3 separate regions of the Mus musculus genome follow, and regions 2 and 3 are each linked to region 1. A link is a loop called in an ENCODE intact Hi-C map of the cell type or tissue named here. Cell type or tissue: heart. All regions are shown on one strand.

Evidence for each region. Hi-C counts contacts between places; a loop is a spot of excess contacts. Peaks named below come from ENCODE experiments on the same cell type or tissue, not always from the same donor. Only the 100,000 strongest peaks of a DNase experiment are listed, where the experiment ranks them.
Region 2: a loop joins it to region 1, with 8 times the contacts of the local background. A loop is called at or near these places in 2 of 42 quality-filtered maps.
Region 3: it touches region 1 in a loop (14-fold over the local background); 16 of 42 quality-filtered maps call a loop at or near these places.

Annotation. Positions count from the first base shown.
Region 1 is chr8:119,380,051-119,388,050 of GRCm38, forward strand. Gm45723 (a long non-coding RNA gene) reads left to right here and starts at 4,339. Exons shown (of 2, transcript XR_001778762.1): 1 at 4,339-4,629; 2 at 6,092-6,342. In heart, CTCF peaks have their summits at 762 (motif pointing right) and 4,706 (motif pointing left); a DNase peak (open chromatin) is centred at 4,641.
Region 2 is chr8:119,068,849-119,076,848 of GRCm38, forward strand. The region is part of intron 6 of Cdh13 (cadherin 13); the gene reads left to right. Among named protein-coding and RNA genes, the nearest start is that of Gm31893, 15 kb to the left of the region's middle. In heart, no CTCF peak of the experiment used is centred here; a DNase peak (open chromatin) is centred at 3,643.
Region 3 is chr8:119,221,283-119,229,282 of GRCm38, forward strand. All of the region lies in intron 8 of Cdh13 (cadherin 13), which reads left to right. Among named protein-coding and RNA genes, the nearest start is that of Hsbp1, 120 kb to the right of the region's middle. In heart, a CTCF peak has its summit at 3,447 (motif pointing right); no DNase peak of the experiment used is centred here.

The sequences.
Region 1 (8,000 bases):
TAAGTGAATATGCAGTCTCAGTAGTGCATTATCTTTTTAATAAGAATAGACTCACGGAAAGGTTGCCCAAGTTAGCTAGTGGTAGACTAGAATAAGAAACTCCAAAGTATGTGTGTGTGTGTGTGTGTGTGTGTGTGTGTGTGTGTGTTTGTGTGTTTGTGTGTGTGTGTGCGCGCGCGCGCGCGCGCGCACGCCTGCCTGTGTGCTCTGGATGAAAGGCAAGTTGTTTAATTAATGGGATTAGATCACCTAACCAAGACAAGATTCCTCCGTAACCATCTTACAGAAAAGGGACCTTCAATAATATGCACTAAAGAGGTGAAGCTACTGAGAGATGTTAATAGAAAAAACAGGACAATAGCTTTGTGCCCCATGGAGATTCTCAAAAAAATAACATTTTTTTCTTTCTTTCTAAGCATAAACTGAAAGGCAAAGGACAAGGAGTGAATCAACATGGCCCCTTACAGGGAAAGCATTGTTTAAAATTCAGCACATACAGCACTCAAGAGGCAGAGGCAGGCAGATCTCCATGAGTTCAGGGCCAGCCTGGTCTACAGAGTGAGTTCCAGGACTGCCAGGGCTACACAAAGAAACCCTGTCTCGAACAAACAAAGCAAAACAAAAAGCCTAGCACGTGGGGCCAGAGATGGCTCAGCAGTTAAAAGCACAGGCACTAGCTGCTCTTTCAGAGGACCAGAGCTCAACTCCCTGCACCCACAAGACAGCTAAGGAGCACTTTAACTTCAGCTCCAAAGTACCTTCTGAGGCCAGAAGAGGGCACCATCGACCACAATGATCCAAGTAGCTAGCCTCACAAGCCTGCATTCATGTGGTGTAGTCTTACTTATTTTTGTCTATCGTCTATATTTTTTTGGTAAACACACACACCACTGCCAAGAGTGTTTCCCTTGTCTTTTTGTTGGGTCTAACTTAAGTTTTCAATCCATCTTTAATTGGTTTTTGTGAGATAAGGGCCCATCTGTGTGGATATCAAGTTTTCTCAACATCACTTTTTCTTTCTTTTTTAAAAAAGATTTGTTTATTTATTTTATGTATGTGAGTATACTGTCACTCTCTTCAGACACACCAGAAGAGGGCATCAGATCCCATTACAGATGTGAGCCACCATGTGGTTGCTGGGAATTGAACTCAGGACCTCTGGAAAAGCCACCAGTGCTCTTAACCGCTGAGCTAACTCTCTAGCCCTCAACTTCACTTTTTAAAGAGACTGTAGTCTGGCCTTTCTCTAGGCTGTTCCATTGGTCGCTGTGTCTTTTTCAGTGTCCGTGTTGTAGTGTATACTTACTGAAGCTCTTTATTATGGGATGGGGAAGGCACAAATGCAGTGGAGACGTATGGGGATCAGAGGACAGCTATCACTTCTCCCCTTCCACCTTTATGTGGGTCCCCGGTATTGAACTCAGGTCTCTAGGCTTTCACAGCAAGTGCCTTTAGCCACTGAGCCTTCTCACTGGCCTCAACTGTGAAATTTTGGAATAATGAATTACAGTTCTTTCAATTCTGGTTTTAGTTATTCAAAATTGCTTTGGCTTCTCGTGGTATTTTATTTCCATATAAATTTTAGGGCTCCTTTATTCCTACAAAGAATGTCTTTGGGGCTTCGGTACAGATTACACTGATCCGTGAATCACTTTGGGGCTTATGGGAATTTTAACAGTATTAAGTCCAATCCACATACACATGACATCTCTCCGTTTATCTAGGCCCTTCATCGGCATTTTCCAATTCTTATCATGCAAGATTTATACCTCTTTAGTCAAATTTATTCCTAAGAATTTTATTCTTTTGTTGCAGTTGTAAATGGGACTATTTTCTTAATTTCCTTTCTGGAAAGTTCACTGTCTATATAAAGGAATGGCACTTTTTTGTATATTGACTCATATACTGAAATTTCATTGTATTTGTTAATCATAGCAATTTTTGTTGAGTCAGTGTATTATGTGTGTGTATATGTATACGTATGTGTGTGTGTTTGTGTGTGTGATCATGTTATCTGCAAATGTCTGTTGCTATGACAAATGCTAACAAAAGAGCAGCCCAGGGAGGAAATGGTTTATTTTGCTTACAATTCCAGGCTACAGCCCATCACTGCAGGGAAGTCATGACAAAAGCAGAGAGAGTAAGGCCAGGCATGGTGCACACACCTTCAATCCCAGCACTCAGGAGGCAGAGGCAAGTGGATTTCTGTGAGTTCAAGGTCAGCCTGGTCTACAAAGTGAGTTCCAAGACAGCCAGGATCAGAGGGACCCTGTTTAAAAGAAAAAATAAATTAAGTTAAATTTTAAAAGCAGAGGGAATAAATAAATGCATGGATCCTTGCTAGTTCTAAGTTAGGTTTCTCTCCCTTTTACTATTTATTTGTACTGCCTACAGGATGGTGCTGCCCACAGTAGGCTGGGTCTGCCTACCTCAATGAACAATTAAAATTATCCCTCATAGGCATGCATGCCTGTAGGTATGATAATCTAGATTCAGGTAATTCCTCACTAAGACTCTTCCCAACAGTCAGTGGTGATGGTTAGAACTAAACAGCACAGAGCTGCAGAGATGGCTCAATAGTTAGGACTACTAGTTGCTCTTGCAGAGGACCGAGGTTCAAGTCCCAGCACCTGAACCACATGGTAGCTTACAACTGGTACTTAACTCCAGCCATTGGAGGGTGCCTCTATGGAAACAGGGATAGTGATATTCCCGATATTCCGGTGCCAGACCAGGTCCCCTCTGAATGGCCAGGGAGGGGAAAGGAAGACTTGTGCATGCTGCAGGAAAGAGCAGGAGGGGGTGGTGACACACTTCTGTGAGAGAGCGCAGACGCAGGCTGCCTGTGTCATTTCATAAGCAAAATACCCATGCACACAAACTAAAAAACATTTATTTATTATTTTTAATTTTGGTGTTTTTAAGACAGGGTATCTATTGTATAGCCTTGGCTGCCCTGTATCTCAATCTATAGTTTTTAACTATATCTGTGAGTCTTCAAACTCACTGAGCTCTGCCCAGTCTCTGCCTCCTGAGTGCTCCCTTTAACCGACAGCAGACTACTGTCAGGTCTAAAGGAAACTCCATTTCCCCAAATTCCAGAGGCAGTCCAGATACCCAGAAATAGGCTTGCCCTGGACCACAGTGGTTAGGCAGAAGCCAGTATTCCTCAGGGACCTGTGAAGCCACTTCCCCTCTACCAAAAGGAGCTATTTCTCTTATCACTGACAGAAGAAACAACTGGCTACCTGTGGTGTCTATTTCCATACCAAAGTGGATGCTGGCCCCTAGGCTCCCTCTGTGTCACAAGTAGCTGTTACTGTTTTCAAAGTCCATGCTAGCATTCTAGCAAGAAAGAACAGGGCCCCATTCCAGGCTTCCTCAGGAGTGCCAAACCTGACCATGGACACGAACCAAACAAACAAACAAAGAAACAAAGACAACCAACAAGAGGGTTTGGTGGGCCATGTGCAAAATAATACACACACACACACACACACACACACACACACACACCCCGCAAGACCCTTGGAGCACAAGATCTTGGTGATGAAGCTTTACTGTGCTTCTATGTTTTTCCAACTCCCTGGATGGGAACAAAACCAGGCAACCTCCTCCCCTCCCCTAAACTTTCTCCAGGTCTCCAGAACTACCCATTCTCCTTACAGCCCTGCCATTTCAGCTATGTCCATTGCAGCTCACTTGCTCTCTCTCCCTCCCCCTTGGTCCCCACTCCTCTCTCCCTCTCTCCCTCCCCTCTCCCTCTCCTCTCCCTCTCCTCCTCTTCTCCCCTCCCTCTCCCTTACCCTCTCCCTCCTCCCCCCTCTTTCCCCCTCCTTCCTCCTCCCCCTCTCCCTTCCCCCTTATATCTACAATAAAAGCCTTACCATACCATAGAGCAGTCATAGCATCCGTTTCTATACATATAAGCTAGAATCACTTGGGAAGAAAGCCTAAATGAGGGACGCTCTATATTCGATTGGCCTTGTGGGCAAGTCAGAAGTAGGAGTTAGTTAGCTTTATTGTTGGTTGATGTAGGAAGACCAAGGCAACTATGGGTGGCACCATTCCCTAGGTACAGTGTCCTGACTAGAGAGATCAAGCTGAGCACAAGCAAGCAAGCACTTCTCTCTCTGCTCCTGTCTGTGGATGCTGGGGAGCTGTCTCAAGCCCTGGATGCTGTGATGAGCTGAAACCAGAACACCAGCACCAGGAGCTAAAAATAAGCCCTGTGTTTACCTAGTGGTAGCATTTCTGTCACTGTACTTCATCGAGGCAACAGAAACAAAACTAGAACAATCTTTAAACTCCTTTTTTTTTTTTTTTTTAGGTACTAAGACAAGGATCTAAGTTCAGCCCAGCACTCAGGGTCTTGACTAAGTCTGACACAGTGTTTCAGTTTGAATATCAAACACAAAGGCCGGAAGGTTGGAGGCTTGGCTGCCCGCTGATGAACTGTGGGACATGGTTGGGCCTTCAGGGCTCTGACCTCATCAGTGTGTGAATCCCCGGATGTGCTCTCCAAGGGCCTTGTCACCTATCTGAGATATGCAATCTGCAGGGTGGAGCCCTCTCTCCAGGTGACAGCCTTCCCTGGAGCAGCATCTTCAACTCCCTGATCAAGGATGGGTACGCACCATGGATAGCCTTTTTCAGGCCGAGTTTTCTTTTCATGTAACAATAGCCCCCTCTGCTGGAGCTTGCGGATTTTGCTACAAATAAGTATCAAGTAACGATCTCTTACTAGCTAGCTCTTAAACTCGCATACACGTGAGAATAGGCCAGAATGGCGCTTTGGTTTTATTGTTACCATTGTTATTGTTGTCGTTTAACAGATGTATGTGTCACATGATGTCACCGCCTAAGCCCTGCTGCCATCTTCATGACACCAGCTGTGTCCACTTGCAAAGGGTCATCACAACTGGGCTTGCTGACCACTAACAATTCCTCACAGAAGGGGGGAGGGGTCGGCAGGAGGGTCGTGAGACCCTCATCTGAGTATCCAGACATTCCTCCCAACCAGTTCTATACGATTCTGCCACAACTGCACGCAACTTCAAGGTCTCAAGGAGGCCTAGAGTGTATAACCTGGGGAAGACTGAAAGATAGGTGCCCAGTTCTTATGCTTTTTAAGTGCCATTCTTATTTGTTCTTTTAAGAATGTTTGGGCGGTGGTGGCGCATGCTTTTAATCCCAGCACTTGGGAGGCAGAGGCAGGTGGATTTCTAAGTTTGAGGCCAGCCTGGTCTACAGAGCAAGTTCCAGGACAGCCAGGGCTACACAGAGAAACCCTGTCTGGAAAAAACAAAAAACAAAATGAAACAAAAAAAGAATGTTCTGGCCACCTCCTTTCCCCATTTTCCTATTGTGTGGAGTCCTTTCTCTTAGGCTTTATCACCTTCTATATGCCAGGAAATCAGTTCTAGACATGTCACAGATGCTGAGAAAACTCTGTTTGTTTTAACAATGAAGTTTTGTTTGGAAAAGTATTTATGTAGGAGGGGTTGGTTTTTTTCAAGACAGGGTTACTCTGTAGCCCTGGCCATCCTGGAACTTCCTCTGTAGACCACTCTGACCTCAAATTCAGAAATCTACCTGCCTCTGCCTACTGAGTGCTGGGATTAAAGGCGTACACCACCTCCTGTGTGGCCTGCAGGGTTGAGTTTCTCACTCACACACAGCCCTCCATGTTTACTTCGATTTAAATCACTGAAAGTCTCAGGCATCTCTGTTCTAATGTGTCCGGTCCAAGGATGGCATCCAGTTCTGCCTTTTCTCCCATGAAACACAGATAATTTCTTCCAATTACGTGCAAGACTTCTGTAACCATGAACTGGAGACAGGATAGCTACTTAAGGGCCCTACCCGCCCTGGTTATAATTTCTGTCTCCCTGTGGTCCATACCCAGAAATTTCAACATAACTGATTAGACCATCAGTGAAAAGAACTATAGCTCCTCCTCCCACTTCTGAGAAACTTCAGAAGTTTCACAAGAATGCTGTGAGGGCTAGTGACCCGGGCCTTCACACCAGCTTCCTCAGGACCCCACTGAAGCAAGAACCTTGGAGTGAGTGTTCTTTCTCTCCCACAGTTTCCTCTCCAGCGGCAAGCTTGCATCCTGCCCCTAGAGGCTCGTCTTCAAGGACAGAACTCTGTGGATACGGAACAGGATTGTACCTGCTCATAGCTTCCCTGACATCTAAACTCAGCCCCTAGTTTCGTGCAGAGCTGTAGCTGAACCACTTTCGTGCATTGAAAGGGCTTGCTTCAAGGGCTACTCCTCCGTGCTTTGAGAGGGCTCTTCTCAAGTGCTCCTCTTCATCAATAAACTTGCTAACTGCTTCCCTAAGACTGGATCTGAACTTCTTCTCTATGGTGGATGTTAAGGACCCCAGGGGCTGTAAGGTCTCCTCAGGCTACACTGCCAGCAACATCGAATTCCGTTTCCTAATGACAGTAACAAACCCTCCTTCTAGAAATCAGTGGCTCAAGGACAAGCTGGTATAGGAAAAGGAAGAAAACCAAAGAAGATGCTGGCTGTCATCAGCAGAGACCATCTTGCCTCAGGGTTCTACATAGGAGAGTGCAGGGGTGGAGGGGGGGGAAGCAGGGAGGGGCTGCTTTTGAAAGTTGTTGGATGTTTTGAAAATCAAAGGAAAAGTTACTGGTGGCAAAAGGTCTTCTTAGTCCTTTTTCTTTTCTTTTTTTAAAGATTTATTTATTCATTTTATGTATATGAGTGCACACTATAGCTGTACAGATAGTTGTGTGCCTTCATCTGGTTGTTGGGAATTGAATTTAGGACCTCTGCTCACTCTGGTCAACCGTCCTTGCTCGCTCCAGCCCAATTTATTATTATACACAAGTACACTGTTGCTGTCTTCAGATGCTCCAGAAGAGGGCTTCAGATCTCATTATGGGTGCTTGTGAGCCACCATGTGGTTGCTGGAATTTGAACTCAGGGCCTTCAGAAGAGCAGTCGGTGTTCTTACCTGCTGAGCCATCTCACCAGCCCAAGCTGCAAAGCTACAGTTTTTAACAACTGTGAGGCTTTAAGCAGTAGCTGGGATTTGAACCAGGGTCCTCTGGATCCACAGTCAGTGCTCTTCGCCTCTGAGCCACAGCTCCAGGATCTTAGTCCTTTTTCTGCCAGAAGCAGTTGGTTATGCGGTTGCCTATTAAGATAAGGAAGCTGGGAGGCCGGGAAGATGGCTCAGTGTAGCTAAGAACACTTGGTGCTTTTGTAGAGGACCCAAATGCAGTTCCCAGCACCCACATCCAGCCAGCTCACAACCATTCTAACCCTAGTTCCGGAGGATCTGGCACCTTCTTCCGGCCTCTGGGGTCACTTCAGCAAAGCCAGTGGTTTATTTAAGGCTTTTTTCAACAACACATTGTTTCACACTACCCCATGTTGCTGGGTCTCTCTCTGAGCTTTCAACTGTGTTCTCCAGCTGTTGGCTCGCAGTTCTAATCACTGTACTTTTACTACCATGGTGGTTTGAATAAAAAATGGCCATTAGAAGGTGTGGTCTTTTTGGAGGAAGTGTGTTATGGGGGATGGGGAGTTTGGAGGTCTTAGCTGCTCGAGCCTGGGCAGTATATCACCGTCTCTTCCTACTGCCTGCAGATCCAGATGTAGAACCCTCAGCTCCTTCTCCAGCATGCCTGCCTGCCTGCCTGCTGTCATACCTCCCCTCCATGGTGATGATAGACTGAACCTCTGAACCTGTAAGCCAGCCCCAGCTAAATGTTTTCCTTTATAAGAGTTGCCTCGGGGGCTGGAGAGATGGTGCAGCAGTTAAGAGCACCAAGTGCTCTTCCAGAGGTCCTGAGTTCAATTCCCAGCAACCACATGGTGGCTAACAGCCATCTGTAATGGAATCTGATGCCCTCTTCACAGCAATGGGACCCTAAGACACTCACATTGTTGTGTTTCATTCCTATACTGGAAATTGAACCCAGAGCCTCTGACACACTGGGCAGGTTCTTTACCACCA
Region 2 (8,000 bases), 310 kb before region 1:
TGGCTTCTGTGTGCATGCACACATGTGGAGGAGATACACATATACACACTCACACACACACTGAAACTAAATATGGGGTGGGGTGATAAGGAGCTATAGATTTTGAGTGGGGCAATTGACTTATTTCCCTGAGATACACACTAAAGCCTTCCTCAGTGGGGAATGCCCAAAGCTGGCTTCAGGAAAGAGAATTACTATTCTCTCACACTGAACATAATTTCTGTTCACTTGGCTGCAGAAACCAGCCTTCAACCCAACTGAGACAGTTGTGCACTAGCTGAACCCAAGTCCATGAGAAGAAATCCAGCTTTGTGGCTATCACCTTCATTTTTTGAACTTTGGTTTCCCTGTCTAAAATGGAGAATAACTCTGTACCCCATGAAGAAACCCAGAGAAATCCATGAGATAATATTGAAGGCACTTAGCACAGTGACTGTCATGGTCCAAGCTCTTGATAAAATGATAGCAGCTTAGTTGGAGAGATGGCTAAGAGGATAAAGAGCACTTGCTGTTCCTGTGGAGGACCCAGGTTTGATTCTCAGCACCCACACCGGGCAACTCAGAGCAGCTTGTAACTACAGTTCCAGGAGGTCTAGCGCCCTCTTCTGGCCTCCATGGGCTCCTGCATGCATGTGGCACACATAAGCTCGTGCAGGTACACATGTACAAATAAAAGGTAAACAACTAGATCTGTAAACGTATAGTTGCTTTAGTTATCTTACCACTGTACATTTGATAAATGTCGCTCAGTACAAAGTAACGCAAGCCAGGTCTGGGAAACTGAGTGTGTGGGTCTGTGAATGCTGGGGCCCTCTGGGATACCCACAGATGAGGGATGTCATTAAAGGCCTGGGTGCATCTTTTCTGCTGCAGTCACTTGACTGAAAAGGAAACACTTTACGAAGAGTGCATCTGTGGGAACTGGAAATCCACGAATGGTGTGTTAGCCTCCCCAAATCACCCTGCCCTACTTGGGGGCTGTTTTTGCTGGGTTACATATGACATTGTGATTCAGGAGTCATGGCTTCTAGTTCAAAACAATGCTAAGCCGTGTTTGTTGCCTTCCAAGGCAAGGTGTGTGCACTGCAACTTCTGAGCAGCTGCTTATGGGAAACTCCCCATCTTTACCTTTGAGACTTTGTCCCTCAGAGTCTCTCGGGGATTTGGGTGTACCACAGAGCTGGGGGGGGGGCGGAAATCATATAGCCCACATATCTTATGAGGCACAAGAGGCCCTGCTTGGCCACTGCAAGGATTCAGTACAAACGCGTGACAGATGACAGTTTCCAGAAATATTAGTTAGAAGGGAGGAGCCTTGAGAGTACATTTTGCAGGGCATAGCTTGTGTGGATGAGAGGCAAAAGGAGAGGGGAGGGGAAGGGAAAAGGAGAGAGGAGAGAGGGGGGAATGGAAGAGGAAGGGAAGGGGACAGAGAGAGAGAGAGATTGATTGATTGATTGATTGATTGATTGATTTAAACATATATACCACCTCACCTTCCCAAACACATCTACAGAATCAGTACAGACAGATTTAACTTCTTAAAGCTCTTTTCAGTGATTTTTTTTTAAATATATGCTTACTTGTCTGTGTCTGTGGGGATGTGCGCCTAAGTTCAGATGCCTACGGAGACCAGAAGAGGGCATCAGGTCACACAAGATGCAGTCGTCCCTTGGAGGTTGTGAGCCTCCCAGTGTGGGCTCTGAAAACCAAACTCAGGTCCTCTGTAAGAGCACTCCTAACCCATGAGCCATCTCTTCCCCAAGGATTAAAAACAACAACAACAACAAAATACCCTGTGCAGCACTAGCATAGACACCAGCCCTGGTCACGCCCCTGTGACGTTGCTGTTCTTCTGTCTTCTCGTCTGCGTCTACCTCCATGTTTTACGATGAGATCTTGTTATGTAGCCCTAGTTAGCATTAAACTCGCTAAGCTGGACTCAAACTCGTGGCGATCCTATCCCTGCCTGTGCTAGGATTAGAGGTGTGTGCGCACACACACACACACACACACACACACACACACACACCATGCCTGGCTTACTTTCCAGTTAATATATCATATGCATATCCAAGATCTCCACGTGGTCCTCACGATGATGATCTTTAATGACTAGATAATGGCCCGCCGAATAGTCAAGCCTAATTTATTTGGCCATTTTCCTATGGTTAAACATCTAGGCCATTGATTTTTCAGACATTTGTAACTACAGCAACCGTGTTTTAAGAACCCATAGGAAGGACCCAAATATGTTCTATTGATTCTTTGTGAATACTTGAAGCTGTTTACTTTTCCTAAGTGCCCTGTGAAATAGAAGCCATTATTAATCTATTTCCCGATGTGGGAGCAGGTGCCCCAAGTGCTCAAAATCTCACACACAGCTGCTTATGCATGTGAAATATGAACCCAGGCACCTCAGACTCAGAGCTGAGATTCTCAGTGAGTGTGCACTTCAGCTTAGACCACATGGGATGTGACAAGGAGGGCAACGGGAGCTAACAAGTGATTAGAGGGACCAGGGTATGGGCCAGTGGGCAAGGGAAACCCAGAGAACCTGAGTTCAAACCCCAGCACCCACATAAAAAAGTCAGTATGGCTGTATGTGCTGATTAACACAGCGTGAGGAGAAGAAAAAGGCAGAACCCAAGAGCGCTCTGGCCCCCTGAGCCCAAATGGTGAGCCTCTGGTTGGGTGAGACCCTGTCTCACAGGCCATAAGGCTGAGAGCAACAGAGAAAGACACCAGACGACACCTTCCTATAGCCCCACCTGTTGTCACACAGCTTCACGTGTTGTCCTGTGTTTCCAGCTGACTTTTCCATGAAGGCTTCGGGTGCCAGCACCACCCCTGTCTCAGCAAGAGCCCCCAGCTTTGCAATTTGCCCTCCTCAGAACCCAATAGACCACACCACCAGGCTTTGAAGGAGAGGGTAGGCCTAGACAATGGCCGACAGACCTCCCTGTTCTCGCCAGTAGCCTGAAACAAGTCATTAATTGAATCTGCACCTGGCAGAGCTCTATGACGTGACCTGCTGGTGCCTCCAATTAACTTCTGAAAATAAGAAGCATTTTGCATCCTGTGAGGACTTCAGGGCTGAGAGGTGAAGTCTTACCTCCAGATCTTATCTCCCTTGCTGTCTTCAGTGGGGCTGGAATTACTCAGCATTTTTCTGGTCTGTATTCCAGCACCCAGCCCTGGCTTGGTAGAGACCAGGAAGACCACGTCCCTCAGCCACTAAGCCATGAGTGCAATTGACTGTGTTCCAGGCACCATGTTCCTCCCTCCGGTGACACAGCATTCAAGTGACAGATTCCTTACTCTAGAAAAATGTCCACATAAATAGGGTGGGACACCTTCACAAGATCAGGTGTCTGTGGGTTGTTTAAACTAAATCATATGTTCAGGACCAAATACACATAGGGGCAGGGAGGTAAGAGACTGAGATGGGGGAGACAGCGTATGGCGTTCTGGGAGCACAGAGGTGAATCAACATGGAGAGCCCCCAAATCTGGTGATGGGGGGAGGGGTCCTGAATGTGAAGTGTCTCTCACAGGCTCATGCGTTTGAATACTTGGTCCCAGCTGGCAGCACTGTGCTGGGAGGTGGAGCCACACCAGAGGAAGTGAGTCCCTGGGGGTGAGGACTTTCTTTATTCCCTGTGGACACCATGTGACCAGCAGCCTCCTGCTCTGCCACCAGCCATTGCCTTCCCACCAGGAATGGACAGCATCCGTTCATAACCTGTGAGCCAGAATCAAGCATCCTCCTCTAAGATGCCCTTTGTTTGGACTTGGTCAGGGCAATACGCAAAACACAGACCTATTGTTCCTGAACTTCGGGGGGAGGGGGGTGGTCACAGCCTATACCCTGAGATGTCCTGGTATGACAGACACAAAATGTTCCTCGTGGATTCTCACAGCTGGGGATCTGACCTCAGATCCTCTTATCTGTGGGGCAAGCACCTTACCTAAGCGAAGTTATCTCCCCAGCCTCTGGGAGGTGCTGTTTGTTGGTTGGGTTGTTGGTTGGCTTTGCTTTGGTTGGACTACAGTCGTAGCCTTATGGCTCAGTTATTCATATTTCATTCCTAGGTTTCTGGTTGTTTACATACCTGAGTCATCTAGAAAAACCTTCATCCTGTCCTGTCTTTCCTTCCTGACATCTTAACTCAATTCCCTGATGGCAAGAAATGTTTATTTCTGACATTCATTACCTGATCCCGGGCCCAGCATCTGCTGCTTCCTTCTCAGACCCAGCCCAAGTGTGATGAAATTTCTGCTTTACTGCACCAGGGCAGTGAGGAGGAGCCATCACCAGGGACTGCCTCTGGCTAGGGTCTAGGAACAGCAGTGTTTTTCATGCAAACCAATATCTTCTCATGGACAAAGGAGCCTCCATCTTCCATGTGGCTTTCCTGTTCGTCTGACAGCACATCCTCTATGCCAGTCTGACTTAAAGATTTGTTTTTATTTTTAACTACTATGTATACATATGTGTGAGTATGGGCATGTGAGTACAGGTACTCATGGAGACCAGAAAAGGGCGCCAGATCCCCTGTGGGCAGGAGTTCGAGGCAGTTATGGGCTGTGGTACTTGAAAGTCAGGAACTGGACTTGGGGTCCTCTGGAGGAGCAATCCTCACTCCTAGCTGCGCCCTCTTGCCAGCCCTGCCAGACTAATTCACATACTAAGTGGTACACCTTCCCTTATGGTTCTTGGAAATGAAGCAAAATTATGGGAAAAGTGCACATTTTACAAGTTTGTAGAAAGGCAGAGAAATAATAATACATCGTAATGAAGCTAGCAACTCAGAAAGCCCACTGGAACGCCATCTGGTGATGTTGCTTTGGCGTTGGTTTGTGGCCATGCTGTTGATAAGGGACCTGAGACCCTTCCAGTACACCTTCTTTTCTTCTTAGCCTGGATCCCGACGGGAAAGAGGCTGCAGCAAGGGTGATTAAATTATCAGGCAGAAACATGGGACTTTTAAATAACCAACTCTCTCATGTTTCATGAGCCTTCGCTCGCACCTCACAGTCTCTATTTTCTTTATTTCAAGCATGTTTGTTTACTCTCCCCCCATTAGCTTTAATTAATTTTGCTGTAGGCTCATAAACAGGTGAGAATGGGAACTTTTTTGATTTGCATTCATCTTGAAGTAAGCTAAGTAATTAAAGGTTCTGCGTCGGTCTTGCTGCGCTAGGCCAGAGCCCCAGGAAATGGCTGGAAGAGTTTCTTCTGACTTGTGCTTAGTCTAACAAGAGAGTGGAAGGGGTTGAGGGACTTGTGATGGTTAGGGGGGGTAAATGCTAAAGGTCAAATCTGCCCAATGTTTGGCTCTGGGTCTCTGAGTCTGTGTCAGTCAGCTGCTGGCTGGAGCCTCTCAGAGAACAGTTATGCTAGGCTCCTATTTGCCAGTGGAACAGAGTAGTATCACTAATAATGTCAGGGATCAGTGTTTGCCCATGGGATAGGTTTCAAGTTGAGCCGATTATCGGTTTGCCCTTCCTTTGATCTCTGCTCCATCTTTGTTCTTGCATTTCTTTTAGACAGGACAGATTTTGGGTTGAAAGTTTTTTTGGGTGGGTTGGTGTCCATATCCCTTTGTCTGGCCTTAGTGAGAGAGGATGCACCTACCCTGGCAGAGGGATAACTGAGGGGGGAGGGGAGGGGGGAGGCTCTCAGAGGAAAAGGGGAGGGAGAGGGGAGTATCTCTGTGAGGGGGAACCAGGAAGGGGGCCGTGTCTGATGTAAAGATAGATAGATAGATAGATAGATAGATAGATAGATAGATAGATAGACAGACAGACACGTGTCAAATCTGTATCAGCATCCTTTGTAGGGCTGAGGATATGACTCAATAGGTAAAACACTGGTGATGCAAACACAAGGACCTGGGTTCAGATCCCCAGGACCTGTGAAAAGCTGGGTATGACAGCCAATCTAGCCAACATGGAGGGCTCCAGGTTCAGTGAATGACTCTGTTTCAAAAGGGAAGACAGAGAAACAATTGAGGAAGAATTCCAACACCTATCACTGGTCTCCATTGATGTGTGTATGCACACAGGACACACAGGACACACAGGGCACACAGGGCACACAGGACACACAGGGCACACAGGACACACAGGACACACAGGGCACACAGAACACACAGGGCATGCAGGGCATATGCACCTGTACACAGAGGGAGAGCGAGCGACAAAGAGGAGACAGGGAGGGAGAGAAGAAAGAGGGGAGAGGAGAGAGATGGAAGAGAGAAACATACAGAAAGAAAGGAGACAGGAAGAGAGGGGGGAAGGGGGGGCTTGTTTTTGTTTCCAGAAGATCAAATTACACACATGCCAGTAAGCTTCTCAGAATGGAACAAAGACATGTAGAGTTAACTAAAGTGTGAAAATGGACCAGGGGCTTTGTCATTTCAAGTGTTGTCACTTGTCACCTGGTGAGAAACAGATGCCAGGCGGTAGCGTATAGATTGTAACCTGATAGACTGATATAATCAAGTTCAGCCAGAAGTCTTAGCAATGAAATAAAGAAGACACCATGCCCTTTGGTTTTTGTTTTTTTCTGACAATCTGCCCCAGCCTAGAATCACCTGGGCAGAGAGCCTCAAAGGAGGTTTGTCTAGGAAGGGTCAGCCTGCAAGAATGCCAGCGTGTTGGTGGGGGGAGTCTTGATTGTGTGAATTGGTGGGAACACCCACCCTAATTGTGGGTGCCAGCATTCCATGGGTTGAGGCCTGAACTGTGCCAGAGTGAGGTGACCCCGCTGGGCACTGAGGCAGCAGAGAGCCTGGCTGCCTCCTTTTCTCTCTGCTCTAGGTTGTGGAGGGGATGTGGTTGACTGCTCGAGACCTTGCCTCGATATCTCCCTCACTGATGGACAGTAACCTGGAATTACAATCTGCTTCCTCCCCTGACTTGCTTTTGGTCAGACTGTTTTAATCACAGCGATGGAAACGAATCCAGGACAGATAGTATTTTTTAAGAGATGGAAATTCAAGGCATTTTCTTAGAGTTGATAGTCCCAGCACATTTATGGATAGAGAACTAGCCATCCCGTTATAAAAAGAACCTCTGTACGTAATAAGAAAGGCAAATTAATTCAGTTTAAAAGGGGCTGTCATTTGACAAAATAAACAATGTATGGCCAATCAGTGCAGAAACAGCTCTTCCATCCCACCAACCCTCAAAATCCAAGTGGCACTTATATACAATTGCACATAATGGTTTTCATCTAGCGGGCTGCTAAATATTAAACCTAGATGTGTCATGTATTGGCCATGACACAGAAAAACAGTGACCCTCCGTGATGACTGTTGGGATTATAAATTGGAACAGCTTAGAAGCTGGGTTTGTTGTTATCTGTCACAGCAAAAGCTGTGGAGGCCCAATCCCGGGAAAACACTAAGGAGAACTGGGAACTTCCACCTGTGTACCTGGGCTTCACTAACGGGGGCAAAAACAGGAGCAAGCAATCTGTGCTCATCCACCAAAGCATAGCTAAGCAAAGGACAGTGCCATGCCCCAAGACCTGCCCCGCAGCACAGTGGCTTCCCTAGAACATACTGTTACATGAAAAGCAGTTTCCAGGAAATACCAATGGGATGAGTTTGTGTATACGGGGTGAGAATTGCTAATGTGTTTAAAACAGAGAAGTGGAAGTCTGAAGCACCATAGCAGACCTTGCAGACAAATCATTTTCCTGGGGGCATGGTAGGGGCAGCTTGAAGAAGGAGCTGAGGAGACATGGGCAGAAAGGATTCTTTAAGCTGGGTTAGGTAGGGACAAGGGCGGGCTGTAGTTTTCTTATACCTCGCTTGTGTTTACTAGACTGGGTGAAGGGATTGGGCCAGTCATTCTTCAGTAGGTTCAACAGTAGAATTTATGATGTTTAGGTGGCACATAGGAATAAAAGCAGGGATGAGAAGGCACACATTTAGAGCCTGGCTGAAAGAAAAAAAACAAGTTGTTGGCACCAGTGTGCCAAAACGA
Region 3 (8,000 bases), 160 kb before region 1:
CAGGATCAGAGCCCAGAAAGGAGGGAGAATTGTTCAGCCAGTCCTCCTTCTGTTGTGGTACCCAGTTCCCAAGGGGACAATGCCCAGCCATCTCTTCTCCCCGTGGGATTTGGATGTTCTCAGTAAGTGTGTGAGCCACTCAGGAAGAAGTGTGTGGCTGTGCCGGTGGGAATTACAACTGGGCCCGTGAGAGCGAGTGGAAACAGGAAGCAACAGTGCAGAGACAATGGATTTCAGGCTGAGGCATTCGGGGGGTTTAAATACAAATTAGAAGCTGCAAATCAGTTCCCGGTATGAATCTGTACAAATCTCTCATAATAGGAGCAGAGGTTTCTCTTGTCCTTATTTGTACGGGGTGTTGGCATCAGGAGCCTAACCAAGTGTGTCGGTTCCCCCTGGCTCAGGAGATTAAAGATGCTCTCTCCCTAGCTTCTATGGCTGTCGGTGCAAGCAGGGGACTGGCACCACGGGCTCTGGGTACCCTTTCAGAGCTTGCAGTAACCCGATCAGTACCCCATAAAAACTGAGAATTGAAAGGCCCCTCCGCGGCTCCCATCCTTCGTGCCGTGGAAAGGGGGGCTTCAGAAATCGTCTTTTGTGGAAGCTGAGACAGCAGCTCAGGGAAGCAGCCAAGAGCATGCGTCTCCACACACATGGAAGGTGCAGCAGGGGGCCGTGTGTGTGCCTACAATGACCCAGGTCTACACCCCTTCTAGCACGGAGTCAGCACACATGCAACCATTCTGCTGGCTGGTACCCCACGGAAGGAACACAGGTGGCTTAGAGGTAGATGCAGAGACCAGAGACCAGCAGCTGCGTGTGGATAAAATACCTCATTGTGTCTGATGGAGCACCCTCTGGTCATTCGAAGGGATGAAACATGAACCTGTGTGACCGACAACCTGGGACAGACACTCTGAAAATACAAGAAACCAGGCACACAAAGCCACACTCTGTAGCCCATTGGAGGCAAACCTGAGACAGGAGGCAGACGGGCTCCTGCTGGAGGAGAGGGATTTGAGTTAGGGGATGGTGGACATGGATAATGGGTGCAGAGACTCCTTACAAGGAGATGAGAACGTTCTAAAGTTGACTAAGGAAGTGGTGTGTATCTGTTTTGGCTGTTCACTTTGTTGGGGGTAGTGATTTTGTTGTTGTTGTTGTTTTGGGGTTTGAGGGGGTTTTTGTTTTGGGGTTTGTTTTGTTGTTTTCAGACCAGGTCTCACTATGATTCTCTTGGTAGCCTGGAACTCTCTATGTAGACCAGACTGGCCTTGAACTCACTGAGATCCACCTGCCTCTGCCTCCTGAGGGCTGGGATTAAAGACATCCACCACCACACTGGGTAGTTGTAAAACTCTGAGCATCACGAAAATTCGTTCCACTGTATGACTTAAGTGGTAGACTCTACAGTACATAAATTATCTCAATAAACCTGGTGGTAAAAACCCACAGCACTAGGTCTAAAGACTATAGATGCAGTCCCCCTGAGGACCCATCTCCTTAACCCCACCACCACCAGGCCTCCCCACTCCCTGGGGCCTCAAGTCTCTTCTCTCACTGAGGTCAGACCAGGCAATCCTTTGCTGTGTACGTTGCCTGGTCGTTGGCTCAGAGTCAGGGGTCCAGGCTAGTTGAGACTATAGTCTTCCTATGGAATCGCCCTCCTCCTTAGCTTCTTCCAGCCTTTCCCTAATTCAACCACAAGGGTCCCTGGCTTCTGTCCATTGGTTGGGTGTAAGTATCTGCCTCTGACTCATTCAGGTGCTTGTTGGGCCTCTCCAGGACCAGGGGGTGTCTGTGGGGGGAGCCATGCTAGACTCCTATTTGTAAGCACATCATAGCATCAGTAATAGTGTCAAACCTTGGAGCCTCCCCTTGAGCTGGATCCCAATTTGGACCAGTCACTGGACCTCCTTTCCCTCAGGCTCTTCTCCATTTTTGTCCCTGCAGTTCTTTTAGACAGGAACGATTCTGGGTCAGAGTTTTTGACTGTGGGATGGTAACCCCATCTCTCCACTTGATGCCCTATCTTTCTACTGGAGGTAGACTCTGCAAGTTCCCTCTCCCCATTGTTGGGCATTTCATTTAGGGTCCCTCTCTTTGAATCCTGAGAGCTTCTCACCTCTAAAGTCTCTGGTACACTCTAGAGGGCCCCCTACCTCCTACCTCCTGAGGTTGCCTGTTTCCATTCTTTCTGCTGGCCCTCAGGGCTTCGCTCCTGTCCCCCCACCTCCAATACCTAATCATGTTTTCCTTTTCCCCTCCCTGTCTCTTCTCCCACCCAGGTCCCTCCCTCCCTCTGTCCCCTGATATTGCTTTCTTCTCCCTCCCAAGTGGGATTGAGGCATCTTCACTTGTACCCTTCAGCTTGTTAACCATCTTGAGTTCTGTGGATTGTATCCAGGGTATTCTGTACTATTTTGGCTAATATCCACTTATTAGTGAGTACTTACCATGCTTGTCCTTTTGGACCTGAGTTACCTCACTCAGGATGATATTTTCTAGTTCCATCCATTTGCCTGCAGAACTCATGATGTCCTCATTCTTAATAGCTGAGTAGTATTTTATTGTGGAAATGAACCACATTCTCTGTATCCATTTTTCCATTGTGGGACATCGGGGTTGTTTCCAGCCTCTGGCTATCACAAATAAGGCCGCTATGAACATAGTGGAGCACCCATATATGAACACAGACACACACTACAACAGGCATCCACATATGTACACACACATGCACATCACAGACACTCATATATGGACACACATGCACATACTCCATCACAGGCACACATGTGTGCATAAACACACACATACAACCACACAAACAGGCACCCACATGTTGACACAAATATGCAAAACACTACTTTTCTGAACACTACATCTTAGCTAAAGCAAAGGGAAACACAGAAAGTTACAAATTTGCCCACAGGTAGAGGCCAAGCAGAGTCCATTCCTCCTGTCCATGAAAAACTATATGACCCAAACTCCAAAGTAGTTGGGGAAGACCATATTGTTATTGCTGAAAGAGAACTGGTGAGGCAGCTCAGCGGTTGAAGGGGCCTGCTGCTAAGCCTGACAACCCAGGTTCAATACCCAGGTCCTATAAGATGGAAGGAGAAAACCAACCCCTACAAGTTGCCTTCTGAATTCTGCTCATATACTGTGGCATGTGCAGCACACACACATATATAATTTATATATATATATATATAATTATTTAAATACCCATTCTTCATCTACACTTAAGTTGGTGCCAAACACAGATCTCTACAGAAAATTGCTTTCTTCTCAAAATTAATTTCTTTTCAATTTCTTTTATCTTGTTAAAAGAACAAATTTGTTTGTATATTTCCTTTCATTTACTTCTTAAGTTTTACTTATTTTTATGTGTGTTGGGTGTTTTGTTTAATGGCTGTGAACCATGTACATGCAGTACCTACAGACGCCAGAAGAGGGCATCTGATCCCCTGAACCTGGAATTACAGATGTTTGTGGGCCAGCATGTAGGCACTAGGCTCCCTGCAAGAGCAGCCAGTATTTAACTACTGAGCCATCTCTCCAGAGTCATTTAACTTTTCAATTTAAATAAATTAGACTTAAATTATTGAGAATTCCATATATGAATGTTGTATTCACAGATTTCCATGCCCCCTTCTACCTACTCCAGATCCCCCCCCCCATACCTTAACCAAAAGAGGTGCTCATATCCCTGGAAACAGGATGCCCAGTGTAGTCTTTAGATGGGAGGGGCAGGAAGAACAGGGTGTGTTTGCTCTGTGGTCCTTTTTCTAATTTTATTTTTCTTCCACTGTTTGCTGTTTAATATTTGCTGCCCGAGGCACTGATCTTCAGATTTCTTTTTTAGCAACAAATTTTTTTCCAAGAAAGATCTTAGGCAGGAGCTGTGACAAACAAAGCATAATTAATGGCTCCCGGGGCAGTTTCCACGGTTGTTACTTAGAGAGAAACTCTGGCTGTGCAGGTGGGATATCTGGTCTACCTCTCAAGCGTCCTTGGCTCCTCTGAAAATGACTTGAAATCACTGCCCAACTGCTTAGGTTTCCTGTTGGTCTTCTGATGCTGTGTTCATCTTGTTTTGTAAAGGGGGAAAACTGTTATTTGAGATTTCTCTAACCAAAAAAACAAAAAACAAAACAAAACAAAACCAAAACCTAGTTTTGTCCAGTCCTGGCAGTTTGTGTCTGCAGGATGGCAGCGGTAAAATCCCATAGACCACGGCTCCTTTAGCTTCTTCCGCTCATAACTGCTTTGCACCCAAAAAACTGTTCGTATAACCCTCAATATGCATGTATATAAACTAGGTTACAGGGGCAGCAAGATGGGTCAGTGGGTAAAGGTACCTGCCACCAAAACTGATGGCCTGAGTTCCACATGCGGTCTTTCATGGTAGAAGGAGAGAATGGACTCCAGAAAGTTGTCCTGCAATGTCCACACACCCTCTGTGGCATGTTAATGTGTGTGTGTGTGTGTGTGTGTGTGTGTGTGTGTGTGTGTGTGTTTTAAATCTTGCATAGAAGCACTGGTACAGGAGAGAACCAGAATTTAGTGTCTCGTGGAATTCATGAAAGGATTTTAATTGTGTTTCCTTCAGAAAAGTTCATCTTTTAGAGATGCGGGTGCAGCAGGGAGGCGCGGTCACATGGATGATCTACCAGGCATGAGTTAGTCACTGACCCGGGAGGCAGGCTCTTGGAGCTCATTATTCTGTCTGCCTTTTAGAAAGTGAAAATGACCTTTAATAAGATTCCAAGGATAAAAGAGAAAACATCTGTGGGACTCAAGCCACCGTCAGGTGTACCTTACCCGATGAGTCCTGTGAACATCTACCAGGCGGTGCCCACAGTGGCCACATTGTTAAGGGCAGAGAAGTCCACAGGAGGAGGCTGAGGTGAAGACAACACTGATGATGGCCACAGAAACAGCTCATAGGAAGGGGAGCAGGGCTTGGAGGCCAGCCAGGAACAGAACATTTCCTAAGCTGTCTTGGAACAAAAGCCCATCTAGTTTTTCTCTCAGTATCTCTCTCCATTCACTGGCTTCCCTGTGCATAATGGATTTCTCTGATAATAAGTCAGTGCAAATGGAGGGAAAATGGCCAGACAGGGCTCAGATGCTCAAAAATGTGTATTTCTCTAAGTTATAATTCATGCCTGTATATGGGTGCATGCACATGGGGGGGGGGCAGGTACTTGTGCTTGCTTTTTTTTTAGATAGTCTCTTACTAAAACCCAGAGATCATTCTGTCATAAAACACACACATACGCCCACACACTCATGCACACACATAACATACATACAACATATATATAAACACAAATATATATACACACACGTACATACATATACACCTACATACACTCATACAAACATACATAAACACATATACATATGCACATACACATGTAGACACACCCACAAGCACACATGTACATACACACATGCACCTTTACACATACACACATGCACATACACACACATATACACATGTATACACACAAACATACACACATGCACACACACATACATACACACATATACACATTTTAGAGTCTCTTACTAAAACCCAAAGATCATTCTGTCACAAAACACACACATACACACTCACACACACACATATACACATATATACATACAACACATATATACACACACATACAAACATACATACATACACATATTCACAAGCACACACACATACATACATACACATGCACACACATGCTAAGATTACAGACACATACCACCAAGCTTTTTTACATGTGTGCTGGTGATCTGACTCAGATTTTCATGCTTGTGTGACAGTCACTTTACTGATCAGCTGTCTTTCCAGCCCTCCCACAATATTTTCTGATGTATTGTCAATCATTTCTGAGGGAAAGCCGAAGGGTGTTGAAAGATAAAATGGCCTTTATTTAGAAAAATATACATATAACTATATGTTCTGTTTTATATAATAGCTGTTTATGCGAAGGAGCATAGTTTTATTTTGTCTTTTGTCTATAGTATGAGTTAGGGGTCAAGATTCATTATTTTTCACATGTAATACATAAATGACCCAGTGTTTACCGAAATGATCATTAGATACAACATAAAACACATCTAGAATAAGAATCGTCCACAGTTATGACAGTCGAGAGCAGTCTTTTTCAGAATTTATAGATAGCAAATAGCCTTGTGTGTGAAATACATGAAGCGAGCGGTGCCCAGGGACACGGTCCCAACTCATTTACTGCAGTGTTTCTGGCAGAACCCTCAGCATGCCATGGGCAGTCTGTGGATACTTGTTAAGATGAATCCTTGCGTCTCACCATCCTGCATTGGCTGCTGATTACAGGCAGAAGAAATCCAGGTAGCTCACAATGTAGGTCCTCATCATTAGCCCCAGGCAATGGAGGGTCTGTTGTTAGAATCCAGCAAGGATTAGCATGTCTGTGAGTGTTGGATAAACATCACTAAGAACAAAGCTTTGTCCACGGGCACACAGAGAAACAAAATGCATATGCACATAACCTCATTATAAAGTCGACTATGGGAAGAATGAAGTGTCACGGTAGGGCTGAACCACCCTGTCCAATTTATTATGAAGAATTTATATGTTACATAGCATACTCTGCCCTTGTTATCAATGCTGACAAATTCGAATCCCCCATCCTAGTGTCTATTCCTGTGACAGATGCTCTGATAAGAGCAGCTTAGGGAAGGAAAGAAATGTATTTGGCCTGTTATTCCAGGTTACAGTCCACTGTTGTGGGGAAGTCAAGGCAGGAGATTAAGGTACTGTGTCCACGGGCAAGCATTCAGAATAGTGTGTATACCCATGCCGCTGATAGTCTGCGCATGCTCAACTGGCGTAGCCATGCTGCCGTTTGCCTGCACATGCTCAGCTGGCTTCTTTCAGTCTTAGATCGTCCAAGGCCCAGATGACACTCACATTCAGGGTGGGTTCTCCCACATCAGTTAATAATCATGACAATACCCTTCATCCATGACCACATGCCAATCTAACCTAGATAATTCTTCAGTTAAAACTCTCTCTTCAGGTGGTTCCAGGGCGTGGCAAGTTGACATTTCCAACTCACACCCGTTACTATATATGCTGAGTGACATGCCAGGCTCGTTCAGTGCACTCTATCATATTTATAATAATCACAGTCTTTACCCGTTCAACTCTGAGCTAGAGATTAGGTTCCTCCAGGAAGCCATATCCTTTATGTAAACACAAAGTCATGAACATGTTTGCTAGTTAGATTTCTCGCAGACTTTACCTTGCCTCTTTATCCTCGGAAATAAATAAGGATTAGAGCGATTCCTGATACTTCATCTTTTAATTTTGCAAAGCCAAGGCTCAAATGAGAGAGTGGCAGCTTTCCAAGTTCAACGTCAGCACTCTAAACAGTCCGTTCTCTGTAGGGTCAGGCAAGACCCTGAGCCGCCTCTGCTCTTGCTTTCTGCTGACCTGCAGCTTTCCAGGCGGGAAGTGAGCCGGGCATTGCTCTCCAGGCTAACATGCAGACTGACCATTCTATGGGAGGAAGCAGCCATTCTGTGTGTATTAAATTCAAGTCCCTGGGAAGAAGAAAGGAGCTCTAGGTTCAGATTGTTCAAAAATACAGTGGAAAGCGATTGAGGAAGACACCCGTCTTAGTCAGGGTTTCGATTGCTGTGAAGAGACACGGTGACCACGGTAACTCTTACAAAGGATAAACATTTCACTGGGGCTGGCTTACAGTTCAGAGATTTAGTTCGTTATCATCATGATGGGAGGCATGGAAGCATCCAGGCAGGCATGGTGCGGAGAGGCAGCTGAGAGTTCTACGTCCAGATCTGATGGCAGCAGGAAGAGAGAGAGAGAGAGACAGAGAGACAGAGAGAGACAGAGAGACAGAGACAGAGACAGAGACAGAGACAGAGACAGACAGACAGACTGCATCTGGCTTAAGCATCTGAAACCTCAAAGCCCACCCCTACAATGACAC